2 separate regions of the Homo sapiens genome follow, and region 1 is linked to region 2. A link is an interaction called in ENCODE POLR2A ChIA-PET data of the cell type or tissue named here. Cell type or tissue: CD4-positive, alpha-beta T cell. All regions are shown on one strand. Links, peaks and the distances in the headings refer to the core of each region. The heading gives the core; the rest is flanking DNA. Region 1 overlaps OTUD1 (OTU deubiquitinase 1). Region 2 overlaps MLLT10 (MLLT10 histone lysine methyltransferase DOT1L cofactor).

Region 1 (8,296 bases), core at 1-8,000, 1.7 Mb after region 2:
CGCCGCGCCCGCCTCCGCCGCCGCCGGCCCGCCCGGCGCGTCCTGCAAGCCGCCGCTGCCGCCGCACTACACGTCCACCGCACAGATCACCGTGCGGGCCCTGGGCGCCGACAGGCTCCTGCTGCACGGGCCCGATCCCGTTCCCGGCGCCGCGGGCTCCGCCGCTGCCCCGCGCGGCCGCTGCCTCCTGCTCGCCCCGGCGCCCGCAGCCCCGGTCCCGCCGCGGCGGGGCTCCTCGGCCTGGCTCCTGGAGGAGCTGCTGCGGCCCGACTGCCCCGAGCCCGCGGGCTTGGACGCGACACGGGAGGGGCCCGATCGGAACTTCCGACTGAGCGAGCACCGCCAGGCCCTGGCCGCCGCCAAGCACCGAGGCCCCGCGGCGACCCCGGGGAGCCCCGATCCCGGCCCCGGTCCGTGGGGCGAAGAGCACTTGGCGGAGAGGGGCCCCAGGGGCTGGGAGAGGGGCGGCGATCGCTGCGACGCGCCCGGTGGGGACGCGGCGCGGAGGCCCGACCCAGAGGCCGAGGCACCCCCCGCCGGGAGCATCGAGGCCGCCCCGAGTAGTGCGGCGGAGCCGGTGATCGTCTCCAGGTCGGATCCCAGAGACGAGAAGCTGGCCCTATACCTGGCCGAGGTGGAGAAGCAGGACAAGTATCTGCGGCAGAGGAATAAGTACCGATTCCACATCATTCCAGACGGCAACTGCCTCTACCGAGCTGTCAGCAAGACGGTGTATGGGGACCAGAGCCTGCACCGGGAGTTGAGGGAGCAGACGGTGCACTACATCGCCGACCATCTCGACCACTTCAGCCCCCTGATTGAGGGCGACGTGGGGGAGTTTATCATCGCTGCTGCCCAAGACGGGGCATGGGCCGGGTACCCGGAGTTGCTGGCCATGGGGCAGATGCTGAATGTGAATATCCATTTAACTACTGGAGGGAGGCTGGAGAGTCCCACGGTGTCTACCATGATTCATTATTTGGGCCCAGAGGATTCCCTGAGGCCTAGTATTTGGCTCAGTTGGCTCAGTAACGGACACTATGATGCTGTATTTGATCACTCCTATCCTAACCCAGAGTACGACAACTGGTGCAAACAAACTCAAGTGCAAAGGAAACGCGACGAAGAACTTGCCAAATCTATGGCCATATCCTTGTCTAAAATGTATATTGAACAAAATGCATGCTCTTGAAATGTCTCAAAACCTTACACCCTGGGAATAATTGCATATATAACTTGTGTTTGGAGAATCACATGAACTTTAATCAGGGTAATAGCACTTTCAAACTTGCTAGTAGATTTTACTGTAGGTGTAATGCCTTAATCATCTTTTTGAATGTTTTCTCAGAGCTGGAGGTTGCTGGGCACCTAAATGATGTTTCATGATAGCTTTGGGTGATTTTACTGCTATTTATAATTTGCTGTATAAAGTGAGCATTACTTAATTTGCAAGCTGATTTCTCACAGTGTAAATTTGTTCATTCCTGGTAGTCTATTTTCTATAAAAATGTATTTTTGCACAACATTTTTAAAAACTGGTGTACCTTCATCTATGACGTGTTCCATTTTGACAAACAGCTTTCAGGCGTAAATCCAGAGAAGTGCTTTATATGAAATGTATTATTTTGAACAGAGTTTGTGATTTGGTAGTTATTTTATGTTGTTGAAATTTGAATTTCACAATTCTTAGATAATTATTTCAAATGGATATTGATGCATTCTTGTTACCAGATGTTTGGCCCATTCCATTTTGATGAAACAGAGCTGTTGTTTTGGAAGTCATTATTTTTCTAGAAATGGCGAATCTTTTAAAGAAAATTACTTAATGGAAGGTTGTGGGAAGGTGTTTTTTTGTGTTTTTTTTTTGGTTTTTGTTTTGTTTTTCCTCTTTTAAGGGATAGTAGCAGGTCTTACTTGAATGAAAGTCTGATATTTGCTGATGGCAGAATGATTATTCTGTACCCTGGTTGATGTGTAGAGTAGATTGTCTGGTGCTCTCAGTTGTTTTTATTTACATTTGTCACGTTGTTGTAAGAGAATGTTAACATGGTATAAAACTCTGTGACAAGATAAGCCTCCTGCTTTATATAACTTCTTGAATCCAGCTAAGAGATTTATAAACTAATGGCATAAATGTCTGGAGCCAACCTTGGCAGTTATAGCAGGAGAACACTGTCTTAATATTTCTTTACATTCTTTCAAAAGGCAAAATAGGATTGCCCTGTATTGATGTAGAAATGTCTGTAAACAGAGCTTGTATGGTTTGCTGGGTCAAACAATGTTTCCAACTTAAAATCAATCTCATTGCCACTTTAACTACTTTTAGTCATATTTATTAAGTAATGCAGTTTGTACTTTTTTTATTTTGTAACATTTTGTGATTTTTTTGTACAAAACTGTATTTGTACAATAGAGCAATTCCCAGCTGATGGAATGAATGAATAAAATGCAAAATTATACTTTTACAATGCCTTTTTGGATAGAGTGGTTTTTAAATTGTGATGTTTGTAGGAAACTTTCTTGCATGTATGCATGTACACAATTTTTTTTTTCCATAAAGATGCCACAGCAATAGAGAGGTTTCCTAAATTATCACATGAAGAGGATAGGCTAATCATGAGTAATTTCAAAGGATAAGTCTGAATAAAATATAATTTAAAAGTGGAGTAATCCAAGAAATTGCTCTCATTATTTCTAATTATAATTTCTGTCTACAGTTATAGCTGTACCTATTGGCTAATGAAAAAGGAAGTGCAAGTTTTGTGTCAGCCAGCAGAATGTCTAATTAAATGTCATACTTTTGTATTCCACTCACTCTCAGTATAGAGTTTAACGTTTTAGAGAGTAACCAAAGAGATGCCCTAATTTTTGTCTAGTCTGGCCTCTTGAGACCACGGGAATCTGTTTTAAGATGTTGAAAAGTGCATGCTATAGTTTGAATATATGTGTCCCACCACCCCAAATTCATGTGTTCGTCCCCATTATGGTGGTATTAAGAGGTTGGGCTTTTGGGGAAGTGATTTAAGGCATGAGCGCTCTGTCTTCATGAATGAATTAGTTGCCTTTTATAAAAAGGTCTGGAAGCAACTAGCTTAGGCCCATTTTGCTGTTCTGTTGTTCTGCCACAGGAGGACACCTAGATGGTGTCATCTGTGAGGAAGGGGCCTCCGCCTGATGTGGAACCTGCGAGCACCTTGATCTTGGGCTTCCCAGCCAACAGACTGTGAGAAATACAAATTTCTGTTCTTTATAAATTATAGGTATTTTGTTGCAGTAGCACAAATGGACTAAGTTGGTGCACCTGTGTGCATAATGTTGGGGTATGTGTAATGCATAAGAAAAGCAGCTATTTTGGATATTTTACTTTTCAGTTATTTAGACATCACAGTCATAGACACAACTGAACTTGATTGAGTTCATTGGTTAACCACATTCTTGGAAGGATGCCGTTGAATATCAAGGAAAGAATTTGTCAACGGTTTAAATGTTTACTAATCACAGATCTCTGGATTTTTGTGTAGGTAAGTTTTGCTTCATGGCTTCAGTAAGTAATTTGGGAAGAAAGAAATTCTATTATTTGAATTACCTGGCTACCCCTTTTCTCCACTTTATTTAGAGCTGTATAACATTTGGAGATGCTTAAAATTTTATACAAGTATGAGTAGAACACACAAGAATTCCTAAAAAGCCTTCTGTAAGCCTATTACTGTTTTAGGTAGCTTACTCTGTGTTCTGTTTCATTTTCAAATTAGGATTCCAAGTCCTGATTTCTTTTCTTTTTTCTTACGTTTTTATTGAGACAGGGTCTCCCTCTGTCACCTAGGCTAGAGTGCAATGGCACAGTCATGGCTCACTGCAGCCTCAACCTCAGAGCTCAAGTGATTCTCCCGAATACCTCAGCCTCCTAAGTAACTGGGGCTACAACGGTCGTCCAGCATCACACCCAGCTAATTTTTAAAAAAATTTTTTAGTAGAGATGTAGTCTCACTATGTTGCCTAGGCTGGTCTTAAATTCCTGAGCTTAAGTGATCCTCCTGCCTCAGCCTCCCAAGGTGGTGGGATTACAGGCATAAGTCACCCTGCCCAGTCCTGTTTTTAAATTTAATTTTAACATTTTGTTTATTATTTTTGAGACAGGGTGTTGTCGTGTCCCCCAGGCTGGAGTGCAGTGGCACAATCATGGCTTACTGCAGCCTCTACCTCCTGGGCTCAAGTTAGCCTCTCACCTTGGCTGCTGAGTAGCTGGGACTATAAGCATGTACCACCATGCTCAGCTAATTTTTTATTATTCATAGAGGTCGGTGGGGCGGGGGTTCGCCCTGTGTTGCCCAGGCTGGTCTTGAACTCCTGGCCTCAGGCAATCCTCCCACCTCAGCCTCCCAAAGTGCTGGGATTACAGGTGTGAATCACACACTCAGCCTTGAAAAAGAAAATCTGGAGATAATTTCATTACTTTGTTCAAGTTTATCTTATGTGCTTTTCCTAAAAAAAAAGTTATACAATTTTTTTCCAAGTTTTGCATTTTGAGAATCATTAGCACTTTACCATGACATTTAGTGCTCATGTGGAAGAAAGGCATTAGGGAAGAAAAATAGATTGTAATCCTTTGGACGTTTGATAATTTGATATGTAGGTAAATGTACTGGATAAATTCAAGTATGTAGCATGTTCACATTAAATAGTTATTTGTTACATCCTAAGTTCAGATGTCATTTTTTTGTACATCCCTAGAATGTCTATCTCAAAGAGGCACTGAGAAACTAGATGACATTTAATTCAGTTTGATTTCCCAAATTTACTAAGCTCAATAGGCACATTCCCTGTTGAATCCCTGGGTTCAAACCCAAGTACCTAGCAGAGCGAGTGCTCAGTAAATTGCTTTTTTCTTTTTTTTTTTTTAGACAGAGTCTTGCTTTGTCGCCCAACCTGGAGTGCAATTGTGTGGTCTTGGCTCAGTGCAACCTCCACCTCCCGGGTTCAAGCAGTTCTCCTGCCTCAGCCTCCCGAGTAGCTGGGATTACAGGTGCCTGCCACCATGCCCAAGTAATTTTTTGTATTTTTATTTATTATTTATTTATTTATTTATTTGAGATGGAGTCTCGCTCTCACCCAGGCTGGAGTGCAGTGGCATGATCTTGGCTCACTGCAACCTCCGCCTCCCGAGTTCAAGTGATTCTCCTGCCTCAGCCTCCTGAATAGCTGAGACTACACGTGCGTGCCACCACGCCCAGCTAATTTTTTTTTTGTATTTTTAGTACAGATGGGGTTTCACCATGTCAGTCAGGATGGTCTCGATACCCTGACCTCGTGATCCGCCTGCCTTGGCCTCCCAAAGTGCTGGGATTACAGACGTGAGCCACTGTGACTGGCCTTGTATTTTTAATATTAGAGACGAGGTTTTGCCATGTTGTTCAGGCTGGTCTCCAACTCCTGACCTTGAGTGATCCACCCACCTCGGCCTCCCAAAGTGCTGGGATTGCAGGCATGAGTCGCTACACCCCGCCAAATTTTTGAATGAAGGAATTAATTGAAGGGAAATGGAGCTTTGGAAAATATTTAGTTGGAGAATGTGAAATTAAATGAAAATAACTTGACTCTAAAGGTACTGGGAATTATTAATGACAAAGTAATTATGCGCGTTTTAAACTCAAATAATAGAAAAAGATATTGCAGTATTGAATTCTGTAACTGACAAAATGGTTTTTGAAACCAAAAATGAGAATTCATTGATTTTATCTTTCTGTCATCTTCCAAACATCTTGAGAAACCAGGTCAACTGTAATTATTTAAAAATAGAACTTCACTAATCTGCTGTGATCTTGAAGGTGTTGCCTTCTCCAAAATGACTTGCTCTGTTTTGCTTTGGGGGTCACTGCCATCCCACATCCAGTCTCTAGCAATTCCTAGTGTGACTGTTTTCTCTGTAGCCTGGTTGAGAAGGAAATGTTGAACAGATTTCAAGCATGAGTTACGACTGCTGTGTTCAATAATACTGGCTGCAAGCTTATGTCATTGGTCAGTGGGACCAAGGCAAGTAGTGTAAATCAGATCAGAACAGCTGTTGGAAAAAAATGTATTTCTTCCTGTTGTAAATTAGATCAATGACAATGATTCTATGAGTAAAGGTCAGGGAGAGTTCACTGTCATCAGTTAACTTACAGTAAAACCTTATCTAGCCTTGTTTCTCACAATTGAATTTTCTAAATAATTGAACAGTTCCTTTTTGTGTAAAATATGAAACAAAAGGCCGGGCGCGGTGGCTCACGCCTGTAATCCCAGCACTTTGGGAGGCCGAGGTGGCGGATCACAAGGTCAGGAGATCAAGACCAGCTGGCTAACATTGGTGAAACCCCATCTCTAATAAAAATAGAAAAATTATCTGGGCGTGGTGGCGGGTGCCTGTAGTCCCAGCTACTATAGGGGCTGAGGCAGGAGAATCGCTTGAACCCGGGAGGTTGAGGTTGCAGTGAGCTGAGATCACACCGTTGCACTCCAGCCTGGGCAACAAGAGTGAAACTCCGTCTCAAAAAAAAAAAAAAAAAGTAATTTATGGTGTACTAATTTTTCTTTATAAAATAACTGAATATGAGGCTGGGCACAGTGGCTCACGCCTGTAATCCCAGCACTTTGGGAGGCCAAGGTGGGCAGATCACAAGGTCAGGAGTTTGAGACCAGCCTGGCCAATATGGGGAAACCCTGCCTCTACTAAAAAATACAAAAATTAGCTGGGCGTGGTGGCTCACACCTGTAGTCCCAGCTACTCGGGAGGCTGAGGCAGGAGAATCGCTGGAACCCGGGGGGCGGAGGTTGCAGTGAGCTGAGATAGCGCAACTGCACTCCAGTCTGGGCAACGGGGCGAGACTCCGTCTCAAAAAAAAAACAAAAAAACTAAATATGGTTTAATCATTTAGTGCTTTAGTGCTTGCAGATGGCTGAAATGTGACAGTTCATTTGTACTTAAAGGGATCTCAGAGTGCTAGGACTTTTTTTTTTTTTAATTTGTTTCAAGATGGGATCTCACTCTGTTGCCCAGGCTGGAGTGCAGTGGCATGATCATGGCTCACTGCAGCCTTGAATTCCCGGGCTCAAGCGATCCTTCCATCTCAACATCCTGAGTAGCTGGAACCACAGGTGCATGCCACCATCCCACACCTCTCCCTCGCTAATTTTTTTATTATTATTTTTGGTAGAGATGGGGTCTCAAACTCCTGAGCTCAAGTGATCCTCACCCTTCAGCCTCCCAGAGTGCTTGGTTTACTGGCCTGAGCCACCACGCCCAGCTAGTGCTGGGAATTTTATCTTTGTGATTATACTTTTCCTGTCTACTTCCTCGCATTATAAAAGCTCTTACCATTGTCACTTTCCAACCTCAATTCCCACTATGATTTTCTATGTTCAGTTAGAGACACTAATCAATGTGCTTGTCAGAATTGACTCTAAAATCATAAGAAATGGTTTTCTCTTTTTTAAATAACACAACCTGTCATACTAGAAATGAGTTTCTAATTCAGAACTGTGATGCTCTGCTGTAAGTAATGTGTTTAAGCTTTAGTTTTTGGTCAACCAGAGTGCTTTTTTGCTGCTTGCCTTGTCTTCTTTTTTCATTGTTTAGTGGTATCCTGGATTTGTCTGATTAAGGGATCTCTGAGTGTGTGCAGTGACATATTCAGAAAACAAATGGGTTGGCTATATTAAATCTCAAAATTGGAGCTGATTTGTCATGGCCTAGTTAATATTTTGTTTCCTCCCTACCATATATAATCCTTCATAGTGTGTCCCTGCTGTTGTCTTTCTTCTATTTATACCTTTTTTTTTTTATTTATTGTATTTTTTTTTTTAGGGCTAGGATCTTGACCTGTCACCCAGGCTGGAGTGCGGTGGCGTGATCATAGCTCACTGCAGCCGTAAACTCCTGGGCTTAAGCAATCGTCCTGCTTCAGCCTCTTGAGTAGCTAGCATTATGTTGCCCATGCTGGTCTTGAATTCCTGGGCTCAAGCAATCTTCCTATCTGGGCCTCCTGAGTTGCTGGGATTAGGCATGAGCCACTGTTCCCAGCCTGTTTATAAATTTTTAATTATGTCCTTTTTGAGATAGGGTCTTGCTCTTTGTCACCCAGGATGGAGTGCAGTGGTGCAGTCACAGTTCATTGCAGCCTCGACCTCCTGGGATCAAGCAATTCTCCTACCTCAGCCTCTGGAGTAGCTGGGACCACAGGTGTGGGCCACCACATCTGGCTAATTTTTTTTTTCTTTTGTAGAGATGGGGTCTCACTATGTTGTCCTGGCTGGTTTTGAA
Region 2 (8,331 bases), core at 65-8,064:
TGTTCTTTTGCTCAGGATTACTTCAGCTATTCTGATTCTTTCTTGGCTCCATACAAATGTTAGAATTGTTTTTTCTATTTCTATGAAAAATGATGTTATTTTGATAAGGACTGCATTGCATCTGTAGATTGCTTTTGGCAGTGTGGTCATTTTAATGATACTAATTCTTCCAATTCATGAGCATGGGATGTCTTTAAATTTGTTTGTGTCCTTTTCAATTTCTTTCATCAGTGTTTTGTAATTTTTCTTGTAGAGATCTTTCACCTACTCGGTTAAATGTATTCTTTTTTTTTTTTTTTTAAACACTATAGTAAACAGGACTGCTGCCTTGATTTCTTTTTTTGCTATTTCATTATTGATATATAGAAACAGTACTGGTTTTTGTATGTTGATTTTGTATCCTCCAAATTTACTGAATTTATCAGTTCTTATAGTCTTTTGGTGGAGTATTTAAGTTTTTCTGCATATAAGATCATGTAATCTGCAAAGTAATGAATTTTACTTCCGTATGGAAGTCAACTTGGATGCCTGTTATTTCTGTTGCCAGATTGCTCTGGTTAGAATTGTCAATATTATGTTGAATAAGAGTTGTGAAGGTGGGTGTTCTTGTTTTGTTTTAGGTCTTAGAGGAAAAATTTTAGCTTTTTCCTGTTGAGTATAATGTTAGCTGTGAGTTTGTCCTATATGGCCTTTATTATTTTGCAGAATGGTCCTTCTGTGCTTAGTTTGAGAGTTTTTAATATGAAGCGATGTTGAATTTTATCAAATGCTTTTTCTGCATCTGAGATGATCATATGGGTTTTGTCCTTTATTCTATTGATGTGATACCTATTATGTTAAACCATCCTTGCATTCCAAGTGTGAGTCCCACTTGATCATGGTGTATTACCTTTTGATGTTTTGTTGAATTCGGTTTGCTAGCATTTTGTTGGGGATTTTTGCATTGATGTTTCTTGGGGATATTGACCTGTAGTTTCCTTTTTTGATGTTGTTGTATCCTTGACTGGTCAGGGCCTTGTAGAATGAGTTAAGGAGAATTCCCTTCTCTTGGATTTTTGGAATAGTTTGAAGAGGATTGGTATTAGTTCCTTTGTATACATTTGGTAGAATTCAGCATTGAATCTATCCAGTCCTAGGCTTTTCTTTGGTTGGGAGACATTTTATTACTGATTCAGTCTCATTACTCATTGTTGGTCTGTTCAGGGTTTCTGTTTCTTCCTGATTCAGTCTGGGTAGGTTGTATGTTTTTTGGAATTCATCAATTTTCTCTAGATTTTCCAATTTGTTAGCATTCATACTATTCTCTGCTGTCTTTCATATTTCTGTGGTATCAGTTGTAATGTCTCCTTTTTCAATTTTGATTTTGCTGATTTGGTTCTTACCTCTTTTTTTTGCCTTGTCTAGCTAGCAGTTCATCAATTTTGTTTACCTTTTGAAGAACCAATTTTTCATTTCATTGATTTTTTTTTTTTTTTTTGAGAGGGAGAGGGGGTCTCTGTCTAATCTTCATTATATCTTTTCTTCTGCTGATTTTGGGTTTGATTTGTTCTTGCTTTTCTAGTTCCTTGAGGTGCATCATTAGATTGTTTATTTGCAGTCTTTCTACTTTTTTGATGTAGATGTTTACTGCTATAAACTTTTTAGTGTTGTTTTTGCTGTATCACATAGGTTTTGGCATGTTGCGTTTCCATTTTCATTTGAAGAAATTTTTTTATATCCATCTTAATTTCTTCATTGGCACAGTGGTGGATTGTGTTATTAAAAATATATATATATTTTGAAGATGGAGTCTTGCTCTGTCACCCAGGCTGGAGTGCAGTAATGCGATCTCTTCTCGCTGCAACCTCTGCCTCCTGGGGTCCAGCAATTCTCCTGCCTCAGCCTCCTGAGTAGCTGGGACTATAGGCATGTACCACCACGCCTGGTTAATTTTTTTTATATTTTTAGAAGAGATGGGTTTCACCATGTTAGCCAGGCTGGTCTCAAACTCCTGACCTCAGGCAGTCCACCAGCCTCAGCCTCCCAAAGTGCTGGGGTTACAGGCGTGAGCCACCGCACCTGGTTATGTTATTTCTCTTCTCTTCTCTTCTCGTCTCGTCTCGTCTCGTCTCTCTTTTTTTTGAGACAGATACTCACTGTATTGCCAGGTTGTAGTGCAGTGGCTTGATCTCAGCTCATGGCAACCTCCACTTCCCAGGTTCAAGTGATTCTCCTGCCTCAGCCTCCCGAGTAGCTAGGACTACAGGCGCCCACCACCATGCCCAGCTAATTTTTGTATTTTTAGTAGAGACGGGATTTCACCATGTTGGCCAGGATGATCTCAATCTCTTGACCTTGTGATCCGCCCACCTCAGCTGCCCAAAGTGCTGGGATTACAGGCGTGAGCCACTGTGCCTGGCTATGTTATTTAATTTTTATGTATTTGTATAGTTTCCTAAGTTCCTCTTTGTGTTGATTTTTAATTTTATTCCATTGTAAATTGAGAAGATTCTTGATATGATTTTGATTTTTAAAGATTTGTTTTGTGTCCTGACATACGGTCTGTCCTGGAGAATGTTCCATATGCTGATGAGAGCAGTTGTTGGATAAAATGTTTTGTAAATGTCTGTTAGGTCCATTTGGTCTAAAGTCTAGTTGGAGTCCAGTGTTCGTTTTTTGATTTTCTGTGCCAGTGATCTATCTAATGTTGAGAGTGGGTTGTTGAAGTCTCTCACTATTATTGTATTGGAGTTTATCCCTCTCTTTAGGTTTAGTAATATTTGCTTTCTGAATCTGAATTTTCCAGTTTGGTGCATATATATTTAGAATTGTTATATCCTCTTGCTGGTTATCCCTTTGTCGTTATATAATGACCTAATCTTTTTTACAGTTTTTTTTTTCTTAAAGTCTCTTTTATCTGATGTAAGTATAGCTACTCCTGCTTACTTCCTGTGGTTTCCCTTTGCATAAAATATCTTTTTTCATACCTTTACTTTCCATCTGTATGCATCCTTACAGGTGAAGTGTGTTTTTTGTGGGCAATAAGTAGTTGGACCTTGTTTTTTAATTCATTCACCTAGTTGATATCTTGTAAGTGGAGAATTTAATCCATTACATTTAAGGTTATTATTGATATGTGAGGTTTTGTTTTTGTCCTATTGTTTTCTAGTTGTTTTGTATATTCTTTCTTTTCCTTTCTTTTTGTCGTTGTGGTTTTGTGGTTTTCTGTAGGGGTGGTTTGAGTCCTTTCTCTTTCTTCTTACTTTGTGTATTTGCTTTACTCCAGTGAGTTTTGTACTTTTGTATGTTTTCATGGTGGCAAATGTCATCCTTTTGCTTCCAGGTTTAGAATTCCCTTGAGCATTTCGTGTAGGGTGGTCTAATGGTGATGAATTTCCTCAGCTTTTGCTTGTCTGGAGAAGACTTTATTTCTCCTTCATTTATGAAGGATAATTTTGCTGTATGTAATATCCTTGGCTGAAAGTTTTTTTTTTTTCCTTTCAGCACTTTTGAATATATCATCCCCTTCTATGTTGACTGTAAGATTTCTGCTGAGAAATCTGTTAGTCTGATGGGGGGGTCTTTTATAGGTGACTGGATACCTTTCTCTTGTTTTTAGAATTCTTTGTCTTTGTCTTTAGACAACCTGAGTAAAATGTGCCGTAGAGAAGACCTTTTTGCATTGTTTTTAGGGATCTTAGAGCCTCCTCTATCTGGATGTCTGTATCTCTTGCTAGACCTGGGAAGTTCTTTTTTTTTGAGACAGAGTCTCGCTTTGTCACCCAGGCTGGAGTGCAGTGGCGCGATCTCCGCTCACTGCAACCTCAGCCTGCCAGGCTCAAGCAATTCTTCTGCCTCAGCCTTCCGAGTAGCTGGGATTACAGGTGTGCACCACTACCACCCGGCTAATTTTTGTGTTTTTAGTAGAGACAGGGTTTCACCATGTTGATCAGGCTGGTCTCGAACTTCTGACTTTGTGATCCGCCCGCCTCAGCCTCCCAAAGTGCTGGGATTACAGGTGTGAGCCATCGCACCCGGCCCAGACCTGGGAAGTTTTAATCTAGTATTTTGTTGAGTTGATTTTCCATATTATTGGTCACTGTGTTTTGACTGGGTTATTTCAAAAGACTGGCTTCAAGTTGTGAATTTCTTCTGCTTGATCTAGTCTATTGTTGAAACTTCTGAATACATTTTGGATTTCGATTGTTTTTTGTTTTTTTTTTTTTTTTTTTTTTTGATGGAGTGTTGCTCTGTTGCCCAGGCTAAAGTGACCCCAGTTTACTGCAGCCTCTGCCCCCTAGGTTCAAGTGATTCTCCTGCTTCAGCCTCCTAAGTAGCTGTGATTACAGGCAGGTACCACCACACCTGGCTGACTTTTGTATTTTTGTAGAGATGAGGTTTTGCCGTGTTGGCCAGGCTGATGTTGCAGTCCTGTACTCAAGTGATCTGCCAGCCTTGGCCTCCCAAAGTGCTGGGATTACAGGCATGAGCCACTGTGCCCAGCCTCTGTTTTGTTCTTTTTAAATTCTCTCTCTCTCTCTCTCTCTCTCTCTCTATATATATATATATATATATATATAATTATTACTGAATTACAGAATAAAAATAAATAATTAATTTATTATTCATATTATTCATGTCCTGAATAACCATTCTGATTTCTTTGTATTTTCAGAATTATTTTGTATCGCACATAGCTTCTTTAGTATTAAAATTTTGAATTATTTTTCCAATATTTTTAAAAACTTTTTAATGGTATGTGTTCCTACGGAATTATTGTGTGCCCTTTGGAGGTGTCTCTCTCTCGCTTTTTTTTTTTTTTTGGCTTTTTAATGTTTCCTGTATATGTTGATATCTGTGCATCTGATGTGATAATAGCTTCTCCCAATTTTTTTGAATTTGCTTTCATAGGGGAGAACATTTTATTGAAGATATATCTATGGTGTTGCTTGGGTAGGCACCGTAGTTGTGATTCTGGATGTGTGCAGTCATGTAATCTCTGGATGATTTATTTGGCTTAAACAGTATCAGCAGTGGCTATGATTTTTCTCAGTGGTTTAGGGTGCAATTATTAGTGGAGGCAGTGGTGAAGTTTTGCTGGGGACTAGGATGCCAAGTAGACCAGCCTTTGCACCTCAGTCGTGGACCAAGCATGCCTCACCTTGGGCCCAGGGTGGCATATGCTGGTACTGGTGTTAGTGGGTCCAGGTAGGCTGATTCTTGTGCCTCGAGGTGGAGGCCCATACTTCCTCAGATGCCAGTAGTGGTAGCAGTTGGCTCTGTAGGTTGGACGGTTCTCGGGTCTGCAGCCAGCCAGTGTGGTGTGCGAAGACGGTGGCAGTGGTGGGTCAACCCTCTGGATCCCAGGAAGAGTGCACTTGTATTGGTGGTGGCTACAGTGGACTGGGCAGGCCAGTCTCCAGACCTACAGATGGTACATGCAGATAGGTGCCAGCTGTGGCAGTAGCAGCAGGGTGGGTAGGCCTAACCTCAGATCCCCAGGACAAGTGTTCAGGTGCTAATGATGTTGGATTGCGCTGGGCAGTCCCCTGTACTCCAGACTTGTGTGCTCTGGCATGGGCTGAGGGTGGGGCAAAGCTGGGTTGGTGGGCTTGTCCTCAGGCCCCCTGATGGTATTTGCAGGTACCAGTCATGGTAGGCAGGGGCAGGGTGATCCCTAAGTCACCAGCAGAATGTTCAGGTAGCCGGGGCAGCATTGGTCACACCGTTGCCCTGTCACTGGAGAGCCCAGGGCCATGTTAGTGGAGGCAAGTGTAGGCCAGCAGATGGGGAACACTCATGCATCAGCCCTAGCAGTGGTTCCCCACATCTCAGCCCTGTGTGCAGTAGCCCACACTTTGCTCATTCACGCCTCCACCCTGGGAGCAGTAGCTGGTGTATCTCTTGGCCTTAGTCCTAGCGCTGCTGGGCCCTAGGACAGTGTGTAGCCTGTTGGGTACAAGACTCTTAAGATGGTGCTTTGCTGTTGCTGCTTAGGTCTTAGAACATGTATGGGATACAGCATAAGCATCCTCCCTGTGGCTGTGCTGTCAACACAATCTCCTCGCAGTTCCTTATGTTTATTTCAGAGCCTGAAAGGATCTAGGAGCTCTCCCATGGCTAGGATTGCAGAAGTCCATGTGGGAATGTTGACAGCTGAGGGTCTCTAACCTGTTCTTTCCCTGCATTAGGGAGCCTCTCTTGGCTCCTGGCCAAGCAGGCTGCCTTGCTTCCCTTTCCTTCCTTGTTTTAGGTATTGGTTGTTAGTTTTTTGTTGAATTCCAGTGTTTTCTCTTGGACGATCTATACAAATTGTGGTTACCTTCTAACTATTTTGGTTCTTAGTGGAAGAGACAAATACAAAATGCCTCTAGTCACCCATCTTGAAACCCCTCTCTCAATCCTATTTAATTCATAATAATGAATTCATAATAATGATGGGCACTGTTTGTCAGATGTTTACTATGTGGTAGACAGCATACTGTCTACCATGACTGGTGCCTGCACATACCATTAGGGGTCCTGAGGACAATATTAGTATATGCTTCGCATATGTAAGTTAATCCTTGCCCCAGCCCTGTGAAATTGTTGGTACCACCCTCACTTTATAGATGAGGTATATGAGGTTGTGTGAGGTTAAGTTATTTGCACGAGGGAGCAGGATTTGGACTTTTAACTATTTTCACACCATATTAACCTCTAGGAAAGAATAAGTCATTCAGTCTCTCGGGATGTGGGTTAGGGATAACTTACAGGCTTAATTACTTACTTAGTTAAATATTTCTGAAGACTATTCCATTCACAGTCTTTTTCCTGAATAAGCCACTGGATGGGTACTTACTTGACCTCCTAGGCAGTTTGAAAGTGGGAAATAGGAACTCAGGTTGATGAGCATTATTATTTCTGTCATTAGACAGGTATACTTCTGTCTTATTTACCAATCTTGTGTAATTGCATTGGCTTACTAATAAAAACTTAAGTCTAAACAATGTTCTTCTGGCGTCTACTCATACTGTATTCTTCTCCTGAGATCACTGTTTGTCTCCATCTTTTCACATCTAGTGGGCTGAAAATGCAGCATTTGAGAAGTCACTGCCATCTCTTTCGTCAGGCTCTCTTTCTTTGCTTCAGTGACACCACAGTCATGGTTTTCTTCTTATCTTACTGGTGTCAATTTTCTGTATGAACTCCTCTTCTAGGACCCATCCTTGAAATGTTGGAGAGCCTCAACATGTGGTCCCAGGCTGGCGTTTAAGAAAACTTCCATTCCTCCTGTTCCAGTTTTTACCATCTCAGTAAGGGCACTTTTAATCACTAGCCAGAAACCCATGACTCATTCATCTTCTACCCTGCTACCAAATCTAATTTGTCATCAAGTTTAGATGATTTTTTTTTTTTTTTTTTTTTGAGACGGAGTTTCGCTCTGTTGCCCAGGCTGGAGTGCAGTGGCGCGATCTCGACTCACTGCAAGCTCCGCCTCCCGGGTTCACGCCATTCTCCTGCCTCAGCCTCCCGTGTAGCTGGGACTACAGGCACGCGCCACCATGCCCGGCTAATTTTTGTATTTTTAGTAGAGACGGGGTTTCACCGTGTTAGCCAGGATGGTCTCGATCTCCTGACCTCGTGATCCGCCCGTCTCGGCCTCCCAAAGTGCTGGGATTACAGGCGTGAGCCACTGCGCCCGGCCAAGTTTAGATGATTCTAATTTCTAGATGCACTGCAAGTCCTTGTCCGTGTTCAGTACTACTACCGTCTTTGTCTGGAGGGACATAATTTTTAATCCAGATTGTGAAATAGCCTCCTAAAAAAAAATCTTTGTTTCCACTCATCCCCGTCAGTCCCTTTGCTACATAAGAGTCAGAGGGATGATCTTTTTAAAAAGTGAGTCATACTATTTGCCTTTGGTGTCTTCCTACTGATCTTAGCAAAAATTCAGAACACCTGTACATGGCTTACAAGGCCTTATGATCTGTTCCTTCCCCTCTCTCCAACTTTGTCTTTTACCAGCCTCTCCACAAGGCTTTAGCTGTATTACCTGTTTTTTCTTCTTTCAATATTTCTGGGTCTTTTGGACAAGTTTTTCTGTCTTACTCTTTGTCTAGTTAACACCTACCTAACCTTTAAGCCTTGTCTTAAATATTTTTTTAGACAGGTCTTTCTTGCTTCCTAGTATTTCACTCTTGTGGTACCTTTTTCTCTTCCATTATAGTATGTGTTGGAATTTATATTCATGTATTTGTTTTAATGTTTGCCTTGCTCCTTAAATTGTAAATTCCCAGAGAGCTAAAATCTTGTCTGTCTTGCTTGCTACATTATCCCAGCTCCTAGCCTCATTCCTCATACCTACTGAGT

Evidence for each region. Peaks named below come from ENCODE experiments on the same cell type or tissue, not always from the same donor. Only the 100,000 strongest peaks of a DNase experiment are listed, where the experiment ranks them.
Region 1: POLR2A ChIA-PET joins it to region 2 with 10 read pairs; 2 of 35 experiments call an interaction of 5 or more read pairs at or near these places.

The regions. Positions count from the first base shown.
Region 1 is chr10:23,439,712-23,448,007 of GRCh38, forward strand. It overlaps OTUD1 (OTU deubiquitinase 1), which reads left to right. Exons shown (of 1, transcript NM_001145373.3): 1 at 1-2,666. The coding sequence ends at 1,192. Among named protein-coding and RNA genes, the nearest start is that of OTUD1, 4.8 kb to the left of the region's middle. RefSeq lists silencers at 1-72, 213-582. In CD4-positive, alpha-beta T cell, for the core only: no CTCF peak of the experiment used is centred there; DNase peaks (open chromatin) are centred at 350 and 760; H3K4me3 peaks cover 2,509 bases.
Region 2 is chr10:21,699,825-21,708,155 of GRCh38, forward strand. The region is part of intron 13 of MLLT10 (MLLT10 histone lysine methyltransferase DOT1L cofactor); the gene reads left to right. Among named protein-coding and RNA genes, the nearest start is that of MLLT10, 170 kb to the left of the region's middle. In CD4-positive, alpha-beta T cell, for the core only: no CTCF peak of the experiment used is centred there; DNase peaks (open chromatin) are centred at 2,937 and 3,207.